Regions from separate parts of the Homo sapiens genome. Here region 2 is linked to region 1. A link is a loop called in an ENCODE intact Hi-C map of the cell type or tissue named here. Cell type or tissue: PC-3. All regions are shown on one strand. Links, peaks and the distances in the headings refer to the core of each region. The heading gives the core; the rest is flanking DNA. Region 1 has its middle 240 kb from the start of MIR8062. Region 2 has its middle 270 kb from the start of HAO1.

Evidence for each region. A loop is a pair of places that touch in the nucleus more often than their neighbours do. Peaks named below come from ENCODE experiments on the same cell type or tissue, not always from the same donor. Only the 100,000 strongest peaks of a DNase experiment are listed, where the experiment ranks them.
Region 2: it touches region 1 in a loop (5-fold over the local background); 2 of 110 quality-filtered maps call a loop at or near these places.

The regions. Positions count from the first base shown.
Region 1 is chr20:7,609,204-7,612,142 of GRCh38, forward strand. No RefSeq gene overlaps it. Among named protein-coding and RNA genes, the nearest start is that of MIR8062, 240 kb to the left of the region's middle. In PC-3, for the core only: no CTCF peak of the experiment used is centred there; no DNase peak of the experiment used is centred there; H3K4me3 peaks cover 287 bases; H3K27ac peaks cover 442 bases.
Region 2 is chr20:7,672,657-7,675,595 of GRCh38, forward strand. No RefSeq gene overlaps it. Among named protein-coding and RNA genes, the nearest start is that of HAO1, 270 kb to the right of the region's middle. In PC-3, for the core only: no CTCF peak of the experiment used is centred there; a DNase peak (open chromatin) is centred at 1,375; H3K27ac peaks cover 327 bases.

The sequences.
Region 1 (2,939 bases), core at 252-2,751:
GTGTTTCTTAACACTTAGAGTTTTGAATTCATGTAATTATATTAAAGTACAAAAATTTAAAAATATACTTAACTTGTATAGGCACATTTACCATAACTTTCTACATGTGGCAATATGAACAATGCCTTAGAGGAAATTTAAAAATGAATTTCAAGAACTGTCAACTAAGAAATAATTGCTTGAAATGATTTAATAAATATTAAATAGTGGAGAAATCATTGGAAGGATAGTAAAAAATGATGATGCAAGCAAAATTTAATAGTATCAATGAAAAGCAAATGTGTTAGTTAAAAATCATTTTCATACAAAATTGTTGGTAACAAATGATGTTACAAACATTCAACACCTATCTATCATTACCTGAATGACCACATTCCAAAATAGTAATTTTGTTAAGGTGGTGTGGTACAACATATTATATGGTCTCATATAATATAAAAAATACATTTTATATCTGTAAATATTTTTGAAAATTAGTTATGATTTAATTAAAATGAAAATTTCATACATTATGTTACCAGATTATTCTGAAGCTCCAGATTTAGTGCATTTTAATTACTTCAAAATATATTTGTCACATTTTCTTGTTATAAGAGATATATTATTTTTAAGCTTTCTATTTTGATATTATTATAGACCAACCAGATGATATAGGTAAGTATCGATATAGACAGACACATTCACACAAGTACATCCGTGGAGGTCCCACGAGCTCTGCCTATCTCTCCTCCATTGTTAGTATCGTGTATAACTATACTACAATATCAAAAACATAAGAACTGATTTTAGTACAATCCATGACTTTTTTAAAATTTTACCAGTTACACAACCATTTATATGCACACGACATATGTGTGTGCAGCTCTATGCAATTTTATTACATGTGTAGCTTTGTGTAACTACCACTACAATCAAGGTGCAGAACTGATTTTTTACTGCATGCTACCATTTAGAGCCAACTATAACTCTCCCCCAAAAACCTTTTCCTCTGTAAGCTACTAATTTGTTTTCTAGCCATATAATAACATTATTTTAACAATCACAGATACATTGGATTATACATTATGTAAACTTTTTTGATTGGCTTTTCTCACTTAACGTAACTCCCTAAAGATCCTTCCAAGTTGTGTGTGTAATAAGACTTTGTTTCTTACAGAGTATCATTCCATGGTATAGATATGCTTCAGTTTAACTATTCACCCTTGAAGAATATTTGGGTTACAGTTTTTTGACTATTACATGTAAAGCCAAAAAACTGTAGGATAAATTCTCTAGGATAAATGCCTGAGAGTGAATTTCTATGATGTAGACACAGTACATTTTTAGTTTTTAAATAAAATGCCAAATTAATTTCCAGACTCTCTCATTTTACATTTATACCAGCAATGTAAAAGCAATCTATTTTTTTCCACATCCTTGAAAGTATTTTGTGTTTGTACTGTATTTTTAATTTATTTATTCTGATATGTGTGTAACATATTAATATATTATTATAGTTTAAATTTGTATTTCCCTAGTGATCAATAGGGTTGAATATTTTTCATGCACTGTATTTCCTCTGTATTTCCTCTTTGTGAAATAACTGCTCATGTTTTCTGTCCATTTCATATTTGAATTTCTTATTGATACGGTTTATGAGTCATTTATATACTGTTGATTCAAACTCTTAGTCAGATACGTGCTTTGCAAATATTTTCTCACAGTCCATAGCTTATCTTTTCATTCTCTTAACAGAGTTCTCAACATGGCAAAATTTTTTTATTTTTATGAGGTTCAATTTGTCAATTTTGGATCATGCCTGCATAAGTATTATTACCTGCATAATTATTTAAAACTGATGTTTGTGTACATATCGTCACATTTACTGCTGGGCTACGGAGGGTGGCATGGGCAAAGAATTTTTTAGTGGCTTGCATTTCTATACTAGGTTTAGATCAAGGGTTTTTTTCTTGATTTTTGAGTCAATTTCTGAAAGGTATATTTTTCATAGAAATTGACTCAGGTCCTCTAAATTTTCAGCAAGTTTGATGAAATTTTTGATTCATTCCTGCTCTTCTCTTTTCATTTATGCTGTATAATTCAAAATTTTGTTGACTTGTGCTTTTTCTTTTCACTGGTCATTTTCTTAAGAGTTTTGTGTATTTCATTAATCTTTAAAAAAATGAGCATATTGCATGTTTGTTTCATACTTTTTTTGCTCTTATGTTTATTATGTTCTTTTTCCTATTTAAGGATTTATTCTACTGTTTTTTTCTAATTTCTTAAGTTACATACTTATATAATGAATGCTTAGCCTTCATTATTTTGACAATAAAAATTTAAGGCCATATATTTCTTTTAAAATACTCTTCTGCTGAATTCCATAAAGGGTGTGTGTGTGTGTGTGTGTGTGTGTGTGTGTGTGTTTTAAATTAATAGACTATATTTTCAAGCATAGTCTCAGGTTTGCAAATATATTGAACAGATAGTATAGAGGGTTCCCATATATTTTCTTTTCCCCTACAGTTTTCTCCAATTAACATATTGCATTAATGAGAACATTTGTTATAGCAAATGAAGCACTATGAGTACATCATTATTAACTAAAGTCCATAGTACTACATATTAGGTTTAAAAGCCTACGAGAGTCTTCTACCTAACAAAAGCCTAATCTCTAAGGGTACGGAATTTGCCAGATGACGATTCTAAGACATTATCCTATTTGGGGTATGGAATTTTGCCCTAGCACGATCCTTTTTGTTTCATGTAAGAGGAAAAACTAAAAAGTCAAACTGTGCATCCCAGAAATAGGTTGACCTAAAAGGAAGAGGCTGAAATACAAAAAGTGATTTAAAGAGTTTACTTGAGCCAAAATAAGGATGGCTGCCTGGAAGACTCAGGCCCAAGAAACCTTGGATATAAGCTCCATTTGGCGTTTGTTACAACCAGATTTTAAAGGC
Region 2 (2,939 bases), core at 341-2,840, 64 kb after region 1:
AGGATGTATGAGAAGAAGCTAAGTGTGTCTGTTTCAGACTGAAGCGATTAAGAAACCAGAGTGCCTTCTTTCCACATCTCCCCTCCTTTTGCTCATTGATTCTACTGAACGCAGGGAGTCTGCACTGGATTCTAAGGCGGTCAAGGAAAGAGCACGGATAACAATGAAAGCTGCATTCGCTCGCTAATTAGATCCCTAAATTAGCACTTGGAGAAAGGCCAGGCAGAAAAGCTACATGTCCTATGTTAGACTATGATACAGAAAGAAATAGCATTTATTATGTTCCGCATTATAATCTAAAGATTGTTTGTTATAGCAGCTAGCAGTAATGACTAGAGAAATAATTATTTTTCATGTCATTTTATATTGTCTAAATTTTTATCTAATGAAACAATTAAACTAAATTTTAAATGAGATATAGTACACCAACCAAAATTTAATTTATAAGTCAAAAACCACCAGGAGAGATTTTATTTTCTAAGCAGCAGCTTATTTACATTTTTCTTTATGACAAGGAATTGAAGATTATTCTACACATTTTTAAATGTTTTGGCCATTTCACCTGTTTATTTTAATTAAAAATATTTTTAACTTTAAAAATATTTAAAATACCTGACAGCTAAAAAGATCAAGATTTTCCAAGCTACCTAATCATGTGCCATTAGTCAGATCTGAATAGCTATGGTAGAATTTCTAGGTAGAAATATTCCTTCTGCTAGCCCTCCCTGTCACTGTTTCAGATTACTTCAAGCACTTCTTGACTTCATCCAACCAGTGTGTAATACTGTAAGCCATATTTTTTTAAAAGGCTAATTAATTTTTTATAGTTCATCTTTGGCACTAATGGTTTGTGCTAGTAATTACATAATTATATTATCAACTCCCTAACATTCCTACCATAAAATAAAGCAATATATAAATGACATACCACAGTAAATGACCATCACACTAACAACTATTATTATTTCTGTTCTTTGCTCAGAAGATGCTTTAAGAATTTTTTGATATTGTAAGAAAAAATGAAACCACAGAATTGTTTGTGTTATGATGACAGAAGAAAATAGTGTATGGAGAGCCAGCATAACAATAATTAACACTATTTTTAAAAATATATTTTATGGCTAAATAACCTCAACACTGAACCCATTTTAATATGGAAGTTCAAAAGGAAAACCATATATTTCCCACTTATTTTTCTTTGGCAAATTCTGTATTCACAGATGGTACAGATATTTTGGCTTTCTAAAGTAAAGCATCTCTATTTATGATTTTGTCTTGGAAGTCTCTTTCGTGGTTAGACCACATTGTGTACACTTCCGATGATGGACATATGATCTGAGCTTAGCCAAGAAAAGGGGCAGGCCACATGAAACATCATCAAGGCTGTAAGAGGCTGCTGCCAAGAAGTTGGAAAAGACAATTTTATAGGTCATGAAGAAAACTGGGACCCAGATCAACCAACAAAGCATTGAGTGACTAAAAAAATAAGTATGTGATGCTCATACAGAGCTAATATGGGCCTCAAAAGAAACTTATTTATATGGAACAGTGGGATAGGAATGCCATGTTTAAACTACTTTTTACCAAAAGAGGAAGAAGAAGGTTAGGGAAGAATTAACCTACCTTTGGCAAAAACCACATTTTAAAAAATGAATTTAAAATTTCATTAAGTGGTCATATATTTGCATAACATTGCCAAAAGGTTTATTCTTCCCCCTCTTTTAAAGATATTCCCCAAGGTTGAGCTTCTTGCTGAAAACAAGGCATAAAAGACCATATATTTGCATTTTTTTCATTTTCAATTGTTTTGAGTGTCAAATTTATAAATACTTACTAACAATTTTTGAGCCAAGAAATGAAATTCCTCATCAAGGTTTAAGAAAAAATGTAAGCATATTGCTTATAAAATTCACATTGACTTTGGAATATGGAAACATTAAAAAATTAGGTAATTATGACACAATTTATGGTTAATCCAAATCCTTCTGGAAAGGACCTGAAATAAAAATCACTGGTTAGAATACAGAGATCTCCACTACTTGCCATGTTAGAGTAACTGAATCTGAACTTGCCCGCCCAGTGGAAACAACCAGAAGATTAAAAAATATATGTAAAAGAGTGCCTTTCAGACATTGAACAACTATCTGTGCATGACTGTGATATATAACAGAAGGTAAAACAAATGAGATGAGCTCTAAAATCTACCAGCTTTTCACCTCAACCCATACCACAGACTGTGACACAGCAAGGTAGGCCACAAGCAGAGCTGGAAGATCCCATTGAGATGAGAAAAAAGAGATCAGGTCTGGAGAGATGGGGACAGTTTGATTTTGTGGGACAAAATACCATAGAGCAAGGAACTGCACAGAGAGAGTGAGTTCCAGATATCAGCATAGGGGTTCCTTTGAGCCTGTTTCTAAGTACTAAGACCCACATGAATAGAATGGTATTTCCTGATGCTTGGCAAATAATTATCAGGATGATTTAACTTGAACCATTACAAAAGTGTAAACAGGGCTGGAAGACGTTAAAGTTTTATCTAGAAGAATGCAGTTATTTCAATGAATACATCAAACATGTTGTAGGAAGCATAGAAGAGTTAACTTCAGTAGTTAAGACTCAAGTAGCCCTATGATAAAAAATAGTACAGACATGTCCTAACAAATCTTAAAAACCAGCATGGAAGTGATTGAACTGATTTGTAAGTTACTTAACTACTGTCCAAACAAAGTTCAACATTTTTTAAAGGTAAATAACAAAATCTGGACTCTCAAAAGCATTGAATTTACCAATCAAATTACCATCAAATTTATCATCAAATTACCAATATCAATGTAATCAAACACAGTGAGACATATAAAGAATCAGGAAATTATGACACATAACCAGAAGAAAAAAAAATCTGCGAATAGAAATAGTAAAAATAAAGATAATAGTAT